Regions from separate parts of the Homo sapiens genome. Here region 1 is linked to region 2. Evidence: chromatin loops called from intact Hi-C (ENCODE). Cell type or tissue: body of pancreas. All regions are shown on one strand. Each heading gives the region's core, and the rest is flanking DNA. Links, peaks and the distances in the headings are about the cores only.

What was found. Hi-C counts contacts between places; a loop is a spot of excess contacts. Peaks named below come from ENCODE experiments on the same cell type or tissue, not always from the same donor. Only the 100,000 strongest peaks of a DNase experiment are listed, where the experiment ranks them.
Region 1: a loop joins it to region 2, with 2.3 times the contacts of the local background. A loop is called at or near these places in 58 of 110 quality-filtered maps.

Annotation. Positions count from the first base shown.
Region 1 is chr7:98,740,246-98,750,332 of GRCh38, forward strand. No RefSeq gene overlaps it. Among named protein-coding and RNA genes, the nearest start is that of TMEM130, 120 kb to the right of the region's middle. In body of pancreas, for the core only: a CTCF peak has its summit at 5,664 (motif pointing left); a DNase peak (open chromatin) is centred at 5,646.
Region 2 is chr7:98,836,614-98,846,700 of GRCh38, forward strand. TMEM130 (transmembrane protein 130) reads right to left here. Exons shown (of 8, transcript NM_152913.3): 8 at 9,877-10,087. Among named protein-coding and RNA genes, the nearest start is that of TMEM130, 28 kb to the right of the region's middle. RefSeq lists an enhancer at 5,222-5,271. In body of pancreas, for the core only: a CTCF peak has its summit at 5,327 (motif pointing left); DNase peaks (open chromatin) are centred at 4,898 and 5,308; H3K27ac peaks cover 1,037 bases.

The DNA of each region.
Region 1 (10,087 bases), core at 794-8,793, 97 kb before region 2:
AAAAATACAAAAAGTAGCCGGGCGTGGTGGTGCATGCCTGTAATCTTAGCTACTCAGAAGGCTGAGGCAGGAGAATTGCTTGAACCCAGGAGACAGAGGTTGCAGTGAGCTGAGATCACACCACTGCACTCCAGCCTGGGCAACAAGAGCAAAATCTGTCTCAAAAAACAAACAAACAAACAAAAACGGGCCGGGCATGGTGGCTCAAGCCTGTAATCCCAGCATTTTGGGAGACTGAAGTGGGTAGATTACCTGAGGTCAGGAGTTCAAGACCAGCCTGACAAATATGGTGAAACCCCATCTCTACTAAATACAAAAAATTAGCAGGGTGTGGTGGCACGCGCCTGTAATCCCAGCTACTCCGGAGGCTGAGGCAGGAGAATCACTTAAGCCTGGGAGGCAGAGGTTGCAGTGAGCCGAGATTTCTCCACTGCAGTCCAGCCTGGGCAACAAGAGAGAAACTCCATCTCAAAAAAAAAAAAAAAGAAAAAAAGAAAAGAAAATGTTTGCCAAATGAACAAATAATGAATGACAGCTGTGTCCCGTGCTGTCTGTGAGCACTTTCAGAAACAGGATCACAATAAATAAATAAATAAATAAATAAATAAATAAAAATAAACACTGATGCATGGGCCCCACCCTAAAGAGTCTGTGATTGAAGTGCACAGCCTGGATTGGGAACAGCTGTCCTGGGGAGAGATGCATACATCTGGGAAGAACATTGCAGCTTCCTGACCCGCAGGAAACACCCACCACCTTGGTGTTAGAGGCAGATAGGGATGAAAAGGAGGATGTGTGCTGGTCTTGTCTTCAGTTCCAGAATCTGAGCACCACCCCAGCCATGGGCGGAACGTTTTGAGATGACAGGTGTCACCTCCAGGTTCCCATCAAGTATCTAGGGTGGGCCTGGGAGGTGGAGGTTTTGTTCAGATAAATACACCACCTGCAGAGCATCCATCCGGGCTCTCGAGATTCAGGAGCTGGGCCGAGTTTAGGCGGAAAGAGGCGGCTCTCTCCAGCTCTTCCTTCAGCTGTGACCTCTTTAACCATGAAGGACCATGAGTGCTAATCCCTGCTATTTAGGATCAAAAGGGCCTAATCAGCTGCAGGCAGTCACAACTCTCTGTTCATAGGAGAAGGGTCTCCAGGAAGCGGTTGAGGAATGAATTTTCCCTCTCGGAGCTAGTGCTGGCATTACTGGGACTTGCGGCTGCCCCGCCAAGGGGCCGTCTGTCATTTCAGATCTGCCAGAGTCACCCCACATGAAACGTGTTTGGATATTCTGAGTCCTGCTATGCAGCAAGCACTAAGCTGAGCCCACGAGACAACGTTGAGGGACCTTGGTCCAAGGTGGGTGTCCAGCTGGGAGTGAACCACGCCAATGCTACAGGAGGGATGGACACCAAGGAAGAGAAAAAGAGGGGTAAGTGGTGATAACTAAAAGTCTGACACTTTTTTTTTTGAGACGAAGTCTCGCTCTATCGCCCAGGCTGGAGTACAGTAGCACAATCTCAACTCATTGCAACCTCCGCCTCCCGGGTTCAAGTGATTCGCAAGCCTCAGCCTCTGGAGTAGCTGGGATTACAGGCGTGCGCCACCACACCTGGCTAATTTTTGTATTTTTAGTAGAGACGGGGTTTCACCATGTTGGCCAGGTTGGTCTCAAACTCCTGACCTCAAGTGACCCACCCACCTTGGCCTCCCAAAGTGCTGGGATTTACAGGCAGGAGCCTCCATGCCCTGCCGCTCAGCTCCTCTTAAAATCTATGTGTTCTGTGAAGTTTAATTCGCACCTTCCTGGGATGTCTGTGATATCTTCCCCAGGTGACCCGCAAATAATTTTACCTGGAAAAGAGGAGCCCGTGGCCTCACAGTGAGTCCCATGGGGGAATCATGTGACAGGCACTGGTGATTTTCAACACCCAGCAGCCCAGGTACCCACATGGATGGGACGGAAGCCTGGGAGTTGGCTCCTGAAAGAGGAAAGGTTTCACAGCTGGACACAGATGTCACACTGATGGGGCAGTGAATACAGCAAAGGAAACAGCCCTCAACCCACTGAGACAGAAAAGAGCAGGATTTTATGTTCAGGTTGGGGTGGCCGAGGCAGGCATGAACCTGCTTGCAGGGGCCTTGAGGCCAGGCTGAAGACATGGGATTTTATCCCAAGAGCAGTAGGGAGTCTTTGAAGGGCTTGAGTAGAGGAGTGACAAGAACAGGTTGGCATTTCAGAAGCGTGGCTGGCAGGCAGTCATCCTGCTACCACTGGGCAGTGGCTAAAGTGCAGTTTCTCAGATCCAAAGGTCAGGCTCAGATTCTGCTTTGGCAGCTCCCTGGAGGTGCACCTTGAACAAGTTCCTTCCTTCCTCCAATTCCCTAAAATGCAGATGAGTATGCCTCCTGCCACGTGTAGTGGGGTGAGCATTAAGCCTGATAATGCGTGAAATATTGTGGCACCGTGCCTACCACGTGATGAACTCCCAATAACTCCCCCTTCAGCTCCTGGTACAGTCCCTAACATACCCTGATGCTTAGAATATATGAATGAACGAATGAATGAATGAAGTTCTAGGTATATTTTATAAACATAGGACCTAGGAAGGTCAGGTCAAAACTATGGCCCAGGTGCCAAGAGACAAAGACACAGTGGCATATTAGTGTACATTAACCATTAATGACCAAAATAATGACCCCAAGCCCTCCAAGAGACTGTCTTGGCTTCATTAAAGCTCTCTCATCAGAGACACAATAAATTGATGGCCCAAGCTGATGTTCTTTTTGGGTTTTACCATATTTTATCATATTTCAATTATTTTTTTTAGACAAGGTCTCACTCTGTTAGTGCCGTGACATGCTCACAGATCACTGTGGCCTCAACCTCCTGGTCTCAAGCGATCCTCTCACCTCATCCTCCAGAGTAGCTGGGACTACAGGTGTGTACCACCACACCTGGCTAATTTTCTTTTTTTACTTTTTGTAGAGACGGGATCTCACTATGTTGCCCAGGCTAGTTTTGAACTCCTGGGCTCAAGCAATCCTCCCACCTCAGCTTCCCAAAGTGCTGAGATTACAAGCATGAGCCTATCGTGCCCAGCCTCAATGATTTTTTAATTCTTATATTAGTCATTAAGAGAAGCTTTGTGCATTAACAAATAACTCCAACATCTCAGTGACTTAATACAACAATGATTTCTTTCTCGCTCATCGTGTATATCCAGCATGTGCAGACAGGGCCAGGAGGAAAGGCTGGATATGCTTTCCTCCACACAGTCACTCAGGGATCCAGGCTTATGGAAGCCTTCTCAATCATCAAGACAAGGGAAGAAGAGAGACTGGAGAATTGAGACATCTGTTCAGTGCCTTGGCACAAAAGGGACATATGCCACTTCTTTTGTCTGTTTTTTGCTGTTTTTAATGACACTTCTTATACTATATATCATTGGCCAGATCTAGTTGCACAGACTGGCCTACTGTCAAGGATGTGGCATCCTTGTGCTAGGAAGGAGAGGAGAATGGGATACTGGTGAACACTAGTGATGTCCACTCCAGTTCTTAATCACCATTTTGGTTTATTTTTCCAGCTAGAACAACAACAACAAAAAAAAAAAGCTAGAATTTTTTTTTTTCTTGAGATAGTCTTGTTCTGTCGCCCAGGATGGACTGCAGCAGCGTGATCTCGGCTCACCGCAAGCTCCACCTCCCAGGTTCACACCATTCTCCTGCCTCAGCCTCCCAAGTAGCTGGGACTACAGGCGCCCACCACCATGCCTGGCTAATTTTTTGTATTTTTAGTAGAGACGGGGTTTCACCGTATTAGCCAGGATGGTCTTCATCTCCTGACCTCGTGATCCACCTGCCTTGGCCTCCCAGCGTGTTGGGATTACAGGCGTGAGCCACCGCGCCCTGCCCAAAAGCTAGAATATTTAATCTGCACTTCATTCAAAATATCTGCTGCAGCTATGGGTCAAAGTTGTGGTGATCAAGCCTGAACCTTTCTGCTTCCTCCTGTTCAGCAGGAGAGTGAGTTTTGCCTGAATGACCACCCTATTTCTGTAGCTTACAGCCGTGCAGGCAGAGAGCATTACAGATCTCTTGTGGACTTTGCTCTACGCTTCATGCTTGGATTTTATGTCCACATTCATATTGATGATAAAGTTGTTATTTCTTTATTTAACCAATTCTATGTCTATGCATACATGTTTGAATAGGGATTGGGAGGCTAAGTTCATCTGACAACAGCATCTTTGCTTGATATTACAGTGAAGCTTATAACATCAGTTGTGCTGATTTAACAAAATGTATAATGTATTCAGCAGTTGATGACTTCAGCCTAATTGAACACAAATTTATTATGCTATCCAGGGTTGTAATTAAAACACGGTAAAATTAGCCCATCAAATACCGTATACACATGCTCTCTCGCAAAGCCATCAATGGCCTTTGTTTCGCCTATGGTCAATTACATTTTCAAAGTGGAATCCTCCCAAGAATTAGGCAGATGAATCAGGATGAAAGGAAACCCAACCGAGGGTTTAAGGCTGCTCTGCCCTGACAAGGAAACACTCTGAAGATTGTCTTCAAACAATGAGAAAGCTAATTTTCCTACGTGGTGATTTTGGGGTATCATTAGTCTTCTATATCACTTATTTTTTTTCTCTTGGGAAGGAGTCTTGCTCTGTTGCCCAGGCTGGAGTGCAGTGGCCCAATCTTGGCTCACTGCAACCGCTGCCTCCCGGGTTCAAGTGATTGTCCTACCTCAGCCTCCTGAGTAGCTGGGAATACAGGTGCCCGCCACCGCGCCCAACTAATTTTTGTATTTTTAGTAGAGACGGGGTTTCACCATGTTGGCCAGGATGGTCTTGAACTCCTGATCTCGTGATCTGCCTGCCTCAGCCTCCCAAGGTACTGGGATGACAGGTGTGAGCCACCATGCCCTGCCTAATTTTGTATTTTTAGTGGAAGCAGGGTTTTGCCATGTTGGCCAGGCTGGTCTCGAACTCCTGATGTCAGGTGATCCGCCATCCTCGGCCTCCCAAAGTGCCGGGATGACAGGTGTGAGCCACCACGCCTGGCCTTCCATGTTATTTTAATGATCGCAGAACTGTGGAAAACTGGAGGTGGCTCAGATGTAATAAAAGGGAATTGTCCGTGTGTCCTTGTCAGGAGTCCAAGCCATGCAGGAAAGAGAAACAGGACCTCCCTCCCTCCCCGAAACCAGTTCCTTAATAATGACCCTGAAAAGGCGGATCAGCTGCAGGGAGAGTCATCCTGTGGGCTTCATGAATTCTAATCGCTGTTGGCGATACAGTGACACATTCTACCATTTAGACCATTCAGGTCTAAAACTACATTTTGGGTCTAGAAACACTCCTTTCATAAATATTTTAAAACGAAGAATTAAAGAAGTTCAGGAGAACAATGGCGGAGGTGGAGAAGCTCTGTTCTCACCGGCGGGGTTTCACAGTGCATTTTTGTCAGCCTTCTGCCATGGAAGAGTGGAGAGGCTCCTAGCTCCAGCTCAGAAAAAGGAGAGGAAAGGAATATGAGCTAATAATGAGGTGTCTGGCTTGTTCCCTCTTGTTTGGGAAAAGAACACTCACTTATTCCAAGAGGAGGCTTTCTCACCTGAGCCAGGCTCACTCTCTCACCACGGCGCCCCCTGGTGGTGTGGGCTTGTATCCAGCGGTAGCCAAACTGCAAGACCTCAGCTATGTAAGTTCAGGGGTTTCTCAAAACCACCCTCAGGTTTTTGGTTTGTTTTTTGTTTTTTGTTGTTTTGTTTTGTTTTGTGTTGTGTTGTGTTGTGTTGTTTTGTTTTGTTTTTTTGAGACAAGGTCTCACTGTGTTGCCCAGGCCAGAGTGCAGTGGTACAATCACAGCTCACTGCAGCCTCAACCTCCCAGACTCAAGCAATCCTCCTGCCTTAGCCTCTCGAGTAGCTAGGACTACAGGCGTGTGCTACCATGCCTGCCTAATTTTATTTTATTTTTTTAGAGATGAGGCCTCACTATGTTGCCCAGGCTAGTCTCTATCTCCTGGACTCAAGTGATCCTCCCACCTTGGCCTCCCAAAGTGCTGGAATTACAAATGGAAGGCACCGCGCCCAGCTAATTTTTCTGATTTTTTTGTAGAGTTGGGGTCGCTCTTTGTTGCTGAGGCTAGTCCATAACTCCTGGACTCAAGTGATCCTCCCACCTTGGCCTCCCAAAGTGCTGGAATTACAAGGGGGAGCCACCATCCCCAGCTAATGTTTTTATTTTTATTTTTTTGTAGAGTTCAGGTCTCACTTTGTTGCCCAGGCTGGTCTCAAACTCCTGGGCTCCAACGATCCTCCCACCTCAGCCTCCCAAAGTGTTGGAAGTATAGGCATGAGCCACCACACCCAGCCTCATTTATAACTCTGTAAAGACCCCGTTTCTAAACAAAGTCACATTCTGAGGTCCTGGGGTTTAGAATTTCAACATATGGATCTAGGTATGAGAGACAGTTGATCCCAGGACATAGCAGTGTGCAGGCCTGGATCATAGCCTCCCCTGCCAGGGGCTGGGGCCTTTCTACCATGGAAGTGTCTCCCCTACAAGGCCCCTGTCTCCCTTAAAGCAGTTCTAGTTTGAGCCTAGAGAGGTAGCCTCCCCACTGGACCCTGGGGCAGGGGCTTTGACCCAGGACATTGCTGCAGATGGTGCCTCTCACACTTTCTCTGCAGCCTGTCCCCTCTTAGACTCTCCCCAGCCAAAAGTCTCCTGTAATCAGGGGTCCCATCCGCTGCCAGCTGGGATGGGGGCTGTGTCTGTGATCATCTGACCTGCTGGGATGAGGGGGCAGTTACATGGGGACACATCAGCAGAGCAGGAGGACCACCAGGGTGGCCAGCCTGTGGATCTTACAATCCAACCAGAAGTCAATGCCTTGCTCTGAGCAATACGGTTCTTCTCTTTAGGCAGAGCCTTTTCTGAAGGTGACTTAGAAGGTTCCACACCCTGTAGGCACATCCCCTGGGTCTATTCCAACCTTGTTCCTTCTCATTGTGCAAAGTGGAGAGTGTGCAGGTGATTCTCATGTCTGCGGACAACAGCTTGGAAGAGCCAGGAATTGCACATCTGTTCACCATCCAAACCCGAAGAGCATTGAATTGTGTTCCTCCCACGCCCCGCATCCATTTGTCTCTTGACAAATTGTGGGCTCCTATCTAAATTAAAGAAAGGTGCACCAGACTACTCATTCTCAATCAAAGGCAAATGTGCACACCTTGTGCCTTTGAAGCTAGGCTTCCTGGCTGCATCTGCAGGGCTCCTTCAAGGTTGTGGGTCCTGAGGAGTTACTGTGAAAAAGGGAGCAAGCCACACAGCCTGTCCCCAAGTCTTGCAGGGTTAACCTGTTAACCTGAGGTTAACAGGTTAACCCTGAGGTATAGAGATGAGGCTGAAGGACAATCTCAGAGAAAGAAAAAACAAACTAGCAACTGCCTATACTAGGTCAAAGGCAGATGTGGGCCCAAGGGGACCTGCGCAGCAGCTGTTCTGCATTTGGGTTAGAGTGGGTGGGTAGAGGGTGAACAATGAGAGAACAATGCCACTCAGGGAACTTATAGTTATTACCATCATCGCTGCAATTTATTGTAGGTTTGTACCAGGTTGAGCACTCTCTCATCTCCTTCACTTTGCACAACCTCCCTGCAAGGTACGTATTATTACTGCCTTGCGGATGAGGAAACAGAGAAGTTAAGTGACTTGCCTAAGGCCAAGGTCAAATCTCAAGGTCAGTGTTGCAATTCACACTCAGTTCTGCCCAATCCCCAGCCTATGTTCCATCTAGCTGCTGTGTTCACGGTGTCCCATCTGGATGGAGTGAGACCCTGCTGCAAAAATACAGAGAGAGGGAGGAAAGGAAGGAGAGAGGGGAAAGAGGGAAAGAAGGAAGGAGAGGGAGGGAGGGAGAGAGGAAGGGAAGGAGAGAAGGAAGAGAAAGAGAGGGAAGTAGAGGCAGGGAGGGAGGGAGAGAAAGAGGGAAGAAGAGAAGAAAGGAAGGAGAGAAAGGAGAAAGAGGGAGAGGCAGGGAGGGAGAGAGGAAGGAATGGGGGAAGAGAAAGGGAAGGAGAGAAGGAAGGAAGAGAGAGAGGGAGAGAAGGAAGGAAGGGGAGAGAGAGAAAGGGAGGGAGAGAGGGAAGTGTAGAAGGAAGGAAGGAGAGAGAAAAAGAAAAAGAGAGGGCTGGGCACGTTGCCTCACACCTGTAATCCCAGCACTTTGGGAGGCTGGGGCAGGTGGATCACAAGGTGAGGAGTTCAAGACCAGCCTGGCCAAGATGGTGAAACCCCATCTCTACTAAAAATACAAAAATTAGGCAGGCATGGTGGTGGGCGCCTGTAACCCCAGCTACTCAGGAAGCTGAGGCAAATAATTGCTTGAACCTGGGAGGCAGAGGTTGCAGTGAGCCAAGATCGTGCCACTGCACTGCAGCCTGGGCAACAGAGCAGGACTCTGTCAGAAAAGAAAAGAAAAGAAAGAAAATGTTCAGACAGTCCCCACTTCACAGTGGCTCAACTTATAATTTTTCAACTTTGCAGTGGTGTGAAAGGGAAACCTATTCGGTAGAATCCATACTTTGAATTTCGATCTCGTCTGGGTCTAGTGCTATGCAGTCCAATACTCTCTCAACGCTGAGCAGCTGCAGCTCCCAGGAAGCCATGTGATCACCAGGGTAGACAACCAATACCCTACAGTGTTCTGTGTCGCCAGGTAATTTTGCCAACTGGAGGCTAAGGTAAGTGTTCTGGGCACTTTTAAGGTAGGCAAGGCTAAGTGGCGATGTCTGGTAGATTAACATGTATTAAATGCATCTTCTGTTTATGGCTTTTTCAATTTATGATGGGCTTACTGGAGCATGACCCCACCTAAGTCAAAGAGCATCTGTGTATCACAAACTCTAGGGGAACCACTAAGAAAACAAAATTAAGTATAAATGAGATGCTGTGAGAGTAAACAAAAGGAAATAATAAAATGCTTAATTAAAACCATACGGCTGGGCGCAGTGGCTCACTCCTGTAATCCCAGCACTTTAGGAGGCCAAGGTGGGAGGATCACCTGAGGTCAGGAGTTCGAGACCAGCCTGGCCAACATGATGAAACCCCGTCTCTACCACAAAAAAAATAAATAAATAAAAATACAAAAATCAGCCAGGTGTGGTGGCACATGCCTGTAATCCCAGCTACTCAGGAGGCTGAGGCAGGAGAATCACTTGAACCCAGGAGGCGGAGGTTGCAGTGAGCCGAGATCGTGCCATTGCACTCCAGCCTGGGCAACAAGAACAAAACTCCATCTCAAAAAAAAAATTTTGTTTTTAAACTACAAAAATTAGTTGGGTATGATGGCGTGTGCCTGTAGTCCCAGCTACTCGGGAGACTGAGGCAGGAGAATCACTTGAACCTGGGAGGTAGATGTTGCAGTGAGCCGAGATTACACCACTGCCCTCCAGCCTGGTTGACAGAGTAATACCCCATCAAAAAAATAAAAATAAAAATAAAAAGATAAAAACCACAGGAGGCAGAATAATAAGAAACAAAGTGCAGGCTGGGTGCGGTGGCACACATCTGTAATCCCAGCACTTTGGGACGCAGAGGCAGGAGGATCACGTGAGCCCAGAGGAGTGTGAGACCAGCCTGGGTAACAAAGTGAAACCCCATCTTTACTCAAAATACAAAAAGTAGCCTGGAATGGTGAAGGGCAACTGTAATCCCAGCTACTCAAGAGACTGAGGCACGAGAATCGCTTGAACCTGGGAGGCAGAGGTTGCAGTGAGCCGAGATCTCACCACTGCACTCCAGCCTGGGCCAAACAGCAAAACTCCGCCTCAAAAAAAAAAAAAAAAAAAAAAGAGAGAGAGAGAAAAGAAACAAACTGCAAAAATTAGAAACAGCTACAAACATGGCAGATATTAATCCAACTATAGAAATCATCATTTTAAAGGCAAATAATATAAATGTATCGTTTAAAAAACAGAAATTGTCAGAGTGGATAAAAAGGTAAAACAAGACTTAACAATATGCGATCTACAACATACCCACTTTAAATACAGAAACTCCACTCGGTT
Region 2 (10,087 bases), core at 1,120-9,119:
TGCCTCCCAAAGTGCTGGGATTACAGGCGTGAGCCACCGTGCCCGGCCTCAACTGGATTTTTATTAAGAACTGGGTGGGGACATTTCTCTAGTTTTTATGTGCAAGTAGCCCCAGCTCTCTGGGCTCCGATTTCCCAACTGTAGATTGGGGTTGACAGTGGTCGTGTAGTTAATATTTTCTAAGTCCTCCCTATGCAGCACATGGCACAGGGTTCCCTAGGTGGGTGCTATTATTTCCCTCAATTGAGATAAGGAAAATGAGACTCAGAAAAGCCAGCTTATTTTCTGCTTATTTCTATCATGCAGCTTGCAAGGATTTGAGCCAGACAGGGTCTTGAACCCTCTGAGTTGGGCCCTAAACTCCTCCTGTTCCTCTGGAGTCTGGGCGCCCCCTGATGGTCACAGCAACTCCTGCGGCTCAGCTCCCATCTTCCTGGTCCAACCTCCACCTGGTCACTCTGGGATAGGTGGGCCTCGGGCAGGTCAGCTGTCAGAAAGTCTAAGAAGCACCTGCTGAGATGCCCAGGAGGGTGGTGATCCATCCAGCAGCCCAGGACCTCAAATCCCAGCTCTGCGGCCCCCAGCTCTGTGACCTCGGTGAGGTGCTCAGGTAGGAGGAATCACTGAGAGATTAATTTCTGTTTTGTTCTTGGTGCATTTTCCCCTTCCTGGTTCCAAGAACAGATCAGGTCTCCAGGTCTTTGCATGAGACCGTCTTTTGTTTCCTGGCTTTTATTGTGAATGCTGAACTAGTGGGGGATGACGCTGGGCTGTGTGGGGAGAGGGTGGCTGGGGGAGTCTAACCCTGTCTGTGTGTTGTAATAGACTTGGGGCTAAAATCGTGTGGTTTTGCTCCTTCGCACATGAAAGCATTTTCCCCACCAATTGTGGGGCCCTGTTTAGAGCCTCCGGTAGGGCCCACACATCCCAGGGAACAGGAGGGAAGGCTTCCTGCTGAGTCTCCTGAAATTTGAGCCCAGTCACTAACAACCATCTCTCAAGAGTGTCAAATAAAAATAAATCCAGGCTTAGTAAGGAGAGACTTTCTTCAAAAGGGCTATTGCAAAGGAGGAAAAGGTGCCGCGTGTGGAGGCTCATGCCTGTAATCCCAGTAATTTGGGAGGCCAAAACAGGAGGACCCCTTGAGCCCAAGAGTTCAAGACCAGCCTGGGCAACATAGGGCGACCCCCATCTCTACAAAAAAAAAAAAAGTTTAATTAGCCAGGTGCGATGGCACACACCTGTAGTCCTAGCTACTTGGAAGGCTGAAGCAGGCGGATCCCCTGAGCCTAAGAAGTTGAGGCTATAGTGGGCTATGATTGTGCCACTGTACTCCAGCCTGGTGACAGAGCAAGACCCCATCTCAAAAAAAAAAAAAAAAAAAGGAGGAAAGCATTTATTGCAAGAGAGACAACACTCTGATCTTAAAGTCTGCAAGCTGCTCAATAGTAAATTTTTTTTTTTTTTTGATACGGAGTCTCGCTCTGTCGCCCAGGCTGGAGTGCAGTGGTGCAATCTCGGCTCACTGCAAGCTCCACCTCCCGGGTTCACACCGTTCTCCTGCCTCAGCCTCCCTAGTAGCTGGGACTACAGGCACCCACCACCATGCCCGGCTAATTTTTTGTATTTTTAGTAGAGACGGGGTTTCACCGTGTTAGCCAGGATGGTCTCGATCTCCTGACCTTGTGATCCACACACCTCGGCCTCCCAGAGTGCTGGGATTACAGGCGTGAGCCACCGCGCCCAGCAAAAAAAATTGTTTTAATAGAAAGGAATAAACAAAGGCAGAATCGGGGGACCAGATGCCACTGTCGTTCATGCCTGTGAGCCCAGCATTTTGGGAGGCCAAGGGGGGAGGATGACTTGAGGCCAGGAGTTTGAGACCAGCCTGGGCAACATAGTGAGACCCCATCTCGACAGAAAATTTTAAAACTAGCTGGGCGTGGTGGTGCACGCCTGTGGTCCCAGCTACTTGGGAGGCTGAGGTGGGAGGATCACTTGAGCCCAGAAGTTGGGGGCTGCAGTGAGCTATGATCATGCCACTGCACTCCAGCCTGGGCAACAAAGCTAGATCTTGTCTCAAAAACAAAAACAAAACAAACAAACAAGCAAAGTGTGAAAGATGTAGCAAATGAGCTGGAGGGTAGCAGCTGGGATGATAATCCTTAAGTGTTTGGACCTGGGGCTCAATGTTATGGGGAATCCCTGAGGGTTTGGAGTGGGAGAGTGAGCTGACCCAGCGGCAGTTTGGAAAATAACGCTCCAGTGTGTGGCCCAGAGACACAAGCTGTGGTCTCTGCTTGAGAGAAGCACTTCCTGCTACACACCCCCAGTCTCCCCCAGGACCAAGCCTGCAGCAGCCCAGTGTCGGGTCAAATGCCCTTTGGGGACCTAGGAGTTGAGGACCTGGTTTCAGCAGGACAACCTTGTCTTAAAGGGAAGCCTGGCCATTGGGACCTTGCTCCCTGAGGCTTCCTCTCAGAAGAGCTTATAGCAACCCCGCCCCCCCACCCCGCCCCCAACACCCAGTGCTTGTTCCTAGGAGCACAAAGGTGCTTTGGAGGCAGCTGGAAGAAAATTAAAAGGCAGCAAAACCCAAACCCCACCAGAGAGGGTGTCTGCGCTGGGGACTGTTTGCTGATCACAGTCTCCAAAATGTTAACTCAACACACACTCTCTCGTGACTTTAAAATGCACCCAGCATTGAGCCAGGCACAGTGGCTCACACCTGTGATCCCAGCACTTTGGGAGGCTGTGGTTGAGGGTATCGTTTGGTTTCAGGAGTTTGAGGCCAGCCTGGGCAGCGCAGTGAGACTCTGTCTCTCCAAAAAAAATACATAAATGGGCCAGGCGCGGTGGCTCACGCCTGTAATCCCAGCACTTTGGGAGGCCGAGGCAGATGGATTACGAGGTCAGGAGATCGAGACCATCCTGGCTAACACGGTGAAACCCCATCTCTACTAAAAATATAAAAAATTAGCCAGGCGTGGTGGTGGGCACCTGTAGTCCCAGCTACTCAGGAGGCTGAGGCTGGAGAATGGCGTGAACCCGGGGGGCGGAGCTTGCAGTGAGCCGAGATCGCGCCACTGGACTCCAGCCTGGGCAACAGAGCGAGACTCCGTCTCAAAAAAAAAAAACAGAAATACAAAAACGAGCCTGGTGTGGTGGCTCACGCCTGTAATCCCAGCATTTTGGGAGGCTGCGGTGGAGAGATTGCTTGGTTTCAGGAGTTTGAGACCAGCCTGGGCAACACAGAGAGACCCCATCTCTATGAAAATACAAAAATTAGCCGGCATGGTCATGCATGCCTATAGTCCCAGCTACTGAGGAGGCTGAGGTGGGAGGATCCCTTGAGCCCATGGGGTTGAGGCTGCAGTGAGCCATGTTGGTGCTACTGCACTCCAGTCTGGTCAACAGAGTGAGACTCTGTCTCAGGAAAAGGAAGAAAGGAAGGAAAGTACCTATCATTCAGATGCCCCCACACACGTACACACACTCATGCACACACACATGATGCATACATGTACAGTGTGCAGTTTACAGAGAAGAGCAGACACAGGGGGATAGTAGAAGCGGGAGAAACAGGTGGACTGATCACGCCGTCCACAGTGGTGGCAGCCCCGGAATGAGCAGCTGTCCAGAGCCGAGGTGGCGACAGTGGCACCAAGTGGTTAATGCACCCGGGATCCCCAAAGGCCTCCCTGCTCTCCCCAGGATCTCATGCAGGGGTCCAGCTGGTGGCCTCTGCTCCCTCCCTCCTTCATCTCCCCACCACAACCCTGCTCCGGGGCCCTGAAGCAGCTGATCCCCATCATCTGATGGAAGGGAGTGGCAGCCGGGACTTGCACGCCTCTGAGCCACTGTCCCCAATGCCCAGCAGAAAACAGGTCAGAAAGATGCCTGCAGAGGGAGGAGTTCACTTAGGAGCTTCCCCTCCCCAGTGAGAAGCTCAGCTCGGGAGACTATAGGGCAAGGGTTGCTGTGGGTCACATGTAGAGCCGGTGAGAAGCTGGAAAATACAGCACAGTCTGGAGAGGGGGTCAGGGAGGAGGTGGGCAGCTCCCTCAGTCTCTCTTCACACCTCTTCCTATAGAATCTTCCATTCCCAGCTGGAAAATACAGCACAGTCTGGAAAGGGGGTCAGGGAGGAGGTGGGCCGCTCCCTCAGTCTCTCTTCACACTTCTTCCTATAGAATCAACAGCCCTAGGAGGTATGAAGTGGTGTCTCATTGTGGTTTGGATTTGCATTTCCTTAATGACCAATGACATCGTGCATCTTTCCATGGGCTTATTGGCCATTTGTATATTTTCTTTGGCTAGATGTCTATTCAAGTCCTTTGCCCATTTTTTTTTAAAGTGGGTTATCTTTTAATTGCTGAGTTGTGTGATTCATGATGGTCAACAAGCTGGGAAAAAATGGGCAGGTATCTAGGCTCTGCTGGGTCCCGAGGGCAGCGAGCTGTGGATGCCTCCACAATGTTTCCTGAATGAATGCCTAGAAAAACACACCAACGCACCCTTTCCCTCTTTTTCTCTCTCTCTCTCTTTTTTTTTAAAGACACAGGGTCTTGCTCTGCCACCTAGGCTGGAGTGCGGTGGTGTGATCCTAGGTCACTGCAGCCTCCAACTCCTGGGCTCAAGCAATCCTCCTACCTCAGCCTCCCTAGTAGTTGCGACTACAGGCACCCACCATCATGCCCAGCTAATTTTTTTAATTTTATTTTTTGTAGAGATGGGGTCTCGCTGTGCTGCCCAGGCTGTGTCTCACATTCCTGGCCTCAAACGATCCTCCCACTTTGGCCTCTCAAAGTGCTGAGATTACAGCGAGTTCCCTCTTTATCCACATGGTACAACATGAAAAAACAAAAGCTTGGACAGATTCAGTGGCTGGCCCAAGGTCACAGAGCCAGGCTGGAACACAGATCTCCATTTCCTCAACCCACAGTCAAACTATCTTGTGGCTGTAGCTGTTGACTCATGCTGACCTGTAGATTTCTCGGAAAAGCTATTGGGCAAGAAAAAGAAGAGGCAAAACAAAAGTGACCTCCTCTTCTGAAAAGATTTCTCAAGGGCCAGAGTCCCAGGAATGTCTTCTGTCCTGGAAGGGGCTGAAGGTTCTAGAAGTTGGTTGCCAGCTTGGCTGTTTCACCAATGTGAATGTGAGTATATGTGTGTGCGTACAGTGTGCCTGTGTGTTCATGCAGGTGTGTCGGCAGGTGCTGCAATGCCAGGACCCTGCCCATCCATGCCCCTCTGCCCGCCATGCCCCCCGGTGCACCTGGCAGAGGCTGGGAGCCTGCAGAAAGCATAGCCGGTCAGACACTGCCACCTGCTGGACATACTGGGCACAGCATGCAGATGGCTTGGGGCCCTGGCACTTCATCTCCTAGATCTTCTAAGGCCCCCAGAAAGTAGTGTCCTCCATCACCCCTCATTGCCTATGTGGGCCTCTCTAGAAAACACTTACAGGGTGTAATCTCAGCACTTTGGGAGGCCTGTAATCCCAGCACTTTGGGAGGCCAAGGCGGGCGGATCACCCTGAGCTCAGGAGTTCAAGACCAGCCTGGCTAACACAGTGAAACCCTGTCTCTACTAAAAATATAAAAATTAGCCGGGCATGGTGGCGGGTGCCTGTAATCCCAGCTACTTGGGAGGTTGAGGCAGGAGAATTTCTTGAACCCGGGAGGCAGAGGTTGTAGTGAGCTGAGATCGCGCCATTGCGCTCCAGCCTGGGTGACTGAGCAAGACTCCGTCTCAACAAATAAATAAATAAATATATATATATATATACACACACACACATACATACATACATATATATATATATAAAGGAAAACACCTACTGATGAAATTTTATATAAAGGAAAACACCTACTGATGAAATTTTTGGCACTATGAACCCCTTTAAGTCAAGTCAAGCCCTCTTCTCAGAATAATGTTTTCAAAAGCATAATATAAAATAGTGCTGGACACACTGGCTCACACCTATAATCCCAGCACTTCAGGAGGCTGAGGCAAGAGGATCACCTGAGGCCAGGAGTTCGAGACAAACCTGGGCAACACAGCAAGACCCCATCTTTACAAAAAAAATTTTTTTTAATTAGCCAGGTGTGGTGACTTATACCTGTGATCCTAGCACTTTGGGAGGCCAAGGCAGGAGGATCACTTGAGGCCAGGAGTTCAAGACCAGTCTGGGCAACACAGCAAGACCCCTATCTCTACAAAAACTTTCTTAAAAAATTAGCCACCTATAATCTCAGCACTTTGAGAGGCCAAGGCAGGAGGATTGCTTGAGGCCAAGAGTTTGAGACCAGCCTGGGCAACATAGCAAGACCCCGTCTCAACAGAAAATTTAAAAGTCAGCTGGGTGTGGCAATGGACACCTGTGGTACCAGCTACTTGGGAGGCTGAGGTGGGAGGATCGCTTGAGCCCAGGAGTTCGAGGCTGCAGTGAGCTGTGATCACACTACTGCACTCCAGCCTGGGGGACAGAGCAAGACCCTGTCTCTAAACAAATACATAAATAAAGATGTAATTTTTCCCATCCAAGTACCTCAATGCTCTCCATGGATCCCTTGGGGATTAGGGTAGCTCAGTTTAAGAGACTCTGACCCATTCCCTGCCTGATGACCCTGGAGCCTCCTCGGCCCGTTGGCCCACTACCACATGGGACCCAGCTTAGCTTGCTCCCTCAGCCCCTGCCACACTGTCTACAGCCCACCTGCTCTCCCAGCCTCCAGCCTCTGACCTTTCCTCCTCAACACAGAACAAGGCACCACTCTCAGAAGCCAGGCCAGTGGCTTTCTGCTCCAAGGATGGATAATTGCCCGATCTGATGTCCAAGAGGCCGCCATGCCAGAAGGGGCCCACACCGCAGTCCCTCTCTCCAGGATTCAGGGAGGGAGGCCCCTGCCTCCTGACACCTGGACATCACCACGTCTCACACCAGGGCTTCCGGGCCATTTGTCCTGACCTATGGGGTCTTCTGGACAGTCTGGACAGACATTGAGTTTGTTCCTTAGAGTCTTGTGTTCCCTCCCCTAATTCCAGTCATTGTGAGGTTACAACACAAGTGTGAGGAAGTAACCCTTTCTCCCTTCCTCACGCCATCCCTCTTTCCTTTCAACAATATTTAATGAACACCTGCTATGTGCTGGGTAGTATTCTGGGTGTTAGAAGTAGAAATAGTGAACAAAATAGGCAAAATCCTTTCTTTCTTCAAGTTTATATACCATGTAAGGCTCAGATTAAATAAATAAGTTAAGGCCAGCTGCAGTGGGTCATGCCTGTAATCCCAGCACTTTGGGAGGCCGAGGTAGGAGGATCCCTGGAGACCAAGGGTTCCAGACTAGCCTCAGCAACATAGCAAGACCCCATCTCTACGAAAAATTTTTGAAAATTAGCTGGGCATGGGGGTGGGCTCCTGCGGTCTCAGCTACTTGGGAGGCTGAGATGGGAGGATTGCTTGAGCCAGGGAGGCTGGGGCTGCAGTGAGCTATGATTACACCACTGCACTCCAGCCTGGGTGACAGAGTAAGACCCTGTCTCTATAAAAAAAAAAGTACAAATAAATTTTAAAATAAATAAATTAATAGTATGTTAGGCAAAGCGTGGTGGCTCATGCCTGTAATCCCAGCACTTTAGGAGGCCGAGGCGGGCAGATCACTTGAGACCAGCCTGGCCAACATGGCAAAACCCTGTCTCTACTAAAATTACAAAAAAATTAGCCAGGCCTGGTGGTGGGTGCCTGTAATTCCAGCCACTTGGGAGGCTGAGGCAGGAGAATCACTTGACTCTGAGAGGCAGAGGTTGCAGTGAGCCAAGATCGCACCACTGCACTCCAGCCTGGGCGACAGAGCAAGACTCCATCTCAAAAAAATAAATAAATAAATAAATAGTATGTTAGAAGGTGACATATGCCATGAGTATAAGGGCAGGTAGGAGAGGAGAGTGCCAAGTTGACCTCACAGATGAAGGTGATGTTTGAACAGCCGTGAAGGAGCAGAGAGGGAACCCCACACGTGTCCAGGAAACAGCATCCTGCCCGGCAAAGGGAACAACTCGGGAAAGACCCAGCCAGACAAGCAGCAGGGGCTGGGGGTGACAAGGTCACAGGCCAGGTTGGACAGGGATTTGGGAGGCCACCAGAAGGATTTGGGGTTTGCTCTGAGAAGGGAGACACTGAAGGGTTTGGGGCAGAGGAAGATGTGGTCTTGGAGCAGTTTTGTGGACAAACTTCTGGCTCAGTGAGGGGTGAGCAGGAGCTGCCAGGCATTATGAGAGCCCTGCCAGGGACCAGGGTGGTGGCAGCAGGGGAGGAGGGAGCAGCGGTCAGATTCTGGATCTCAGTTGAAGGATTTCTCACAGGATGGATATGAAATGTGAGAGACGGAGCTGCCGAAAATGACGTGGGGAAGTCTGTTTCCTGGGGCTGCCGAAACAAAGTACCACGAACTAGGTGGCTTAAAACAACAGCAACGGGACCAGGCGCGGTGGTTCACACCTGTAATCCCAGCACTTTGGGAGGCCGAGGCGGGTGGATCATGCGAGGTCAGGAGTTCAAGACCAGCCTTGCCAACATGGTGAAACCCCATCTCTACTAAAAATACAAAAATTAGCCGGGTGGGGTGGTGGGTGTCTGTAGTCTCAACTACTCAGGAGGCTGAGGCAGGAGAATCGCTTGAACCCGGGAGGCAGAGATTGTAGACAGCCGAGATCGTGCCACTGCACTCCAGCCTTGGAGCAAGACTCTGTCTCAACAAAACAAAACAAAAAACTCAGGGCTGGGTGCGGTGGCTCACGCCTGTAACCCCAACATTTTGGGAGGCCAAGGCAGGAGGATAACTTGAGCTCAGGAGTTTGAGACCAGCCTGGGCAAGATAGTGGAGCCTCATCTCTACAAAAAATAAGCAGAAAATTAGCCATGGATGGTGGCATGCACCTATAGTCCCAGCTACTCAGGAGGCTGAGGTGGGAGAATCACTTGAGCCCAGGAGGTCGAGGCTGCAGTGAGCTATGATCGTGCCACTGCACTCCAGCCTGGATGACAGAGAGACTCTGTCTAAAAGAAATAATAAGTAAATAAAAATAAATAAGGCCAGGTGTGGTGGCTCACACCTGTAATCCCAGCACTTTGGGAGGCCGAGGAGGGCAGATCACAAGGTCAGGAGATCAAGACCATCCTGGCCAAAGATGGTGAAACCCCATCTCTACTAAACATACAAAAATTAGCCGGGCATGGTGGCACGTGCTTGTAATCCCCGCTACTTGAGAGGCTGAGGCAGGAGAATTGCTTGAACTAGGGAGTCAGAGGTTGCAGTGAGCCGAGATCACGCCACCGCACTCCAGCCTGGCGACAGAGTGAGACTCCATCTCAAAATAAATTAATAAAAAGAAATAAAAGAAACGCAGAATCCCAGGCCCCACTCCAGACCTCCAAAATGAAAATTCTTGTTTACCAAGATCTCTAGCAATTCTCATGAACCTCAAAGTTTAAGAAGCCTGCTAGAGACTAGTGGTTCTCATACCTGATATGCACCAGAATCGCAGAGGGCTTGTGAAAACAGGTGGCTGCCCCCCTACCCAGGCACTGCTTCAGGTATCAGGTCGAGCCCAAGGGTCTGCATTTCCAACACGTCCCCAGGTGTGGTCCACGTTCCTCCTCTGGCTCTAGAATCCCCCTGAGGTCTCAGACAGGGATGCATGTCCAAGTCACCTGGGGACAGCTCTCCCCACCTCCAGGGACCTGAACTGGCTCCCTTCAGTTGTCTTCACCACAGAGGACAAGTGGGATGTCCTGCTGCGTCACAGCACTGCCGTTGCTGTCTGCAAGGCAAAAACGTCCATGCACAAAAGAGAGACTCTGGCCACACCGTCTATGCTTGGCTATATTCAGAGCACACAAGCTTTATTTAGCAACAATGGCAGTATTTCATGAGAATGAGCTGCACAATAGTGTAAATGCCATTTTCTGCACACAGCCTGGGAGCAGATGGTTACAGCGACAGAGCCCAGACCCCACAGTCCTCCCCTGCCCTTCCTGACAGGCTCCGGCTACTTCTGGCCTCATTATTGTCTCAGCCACAGC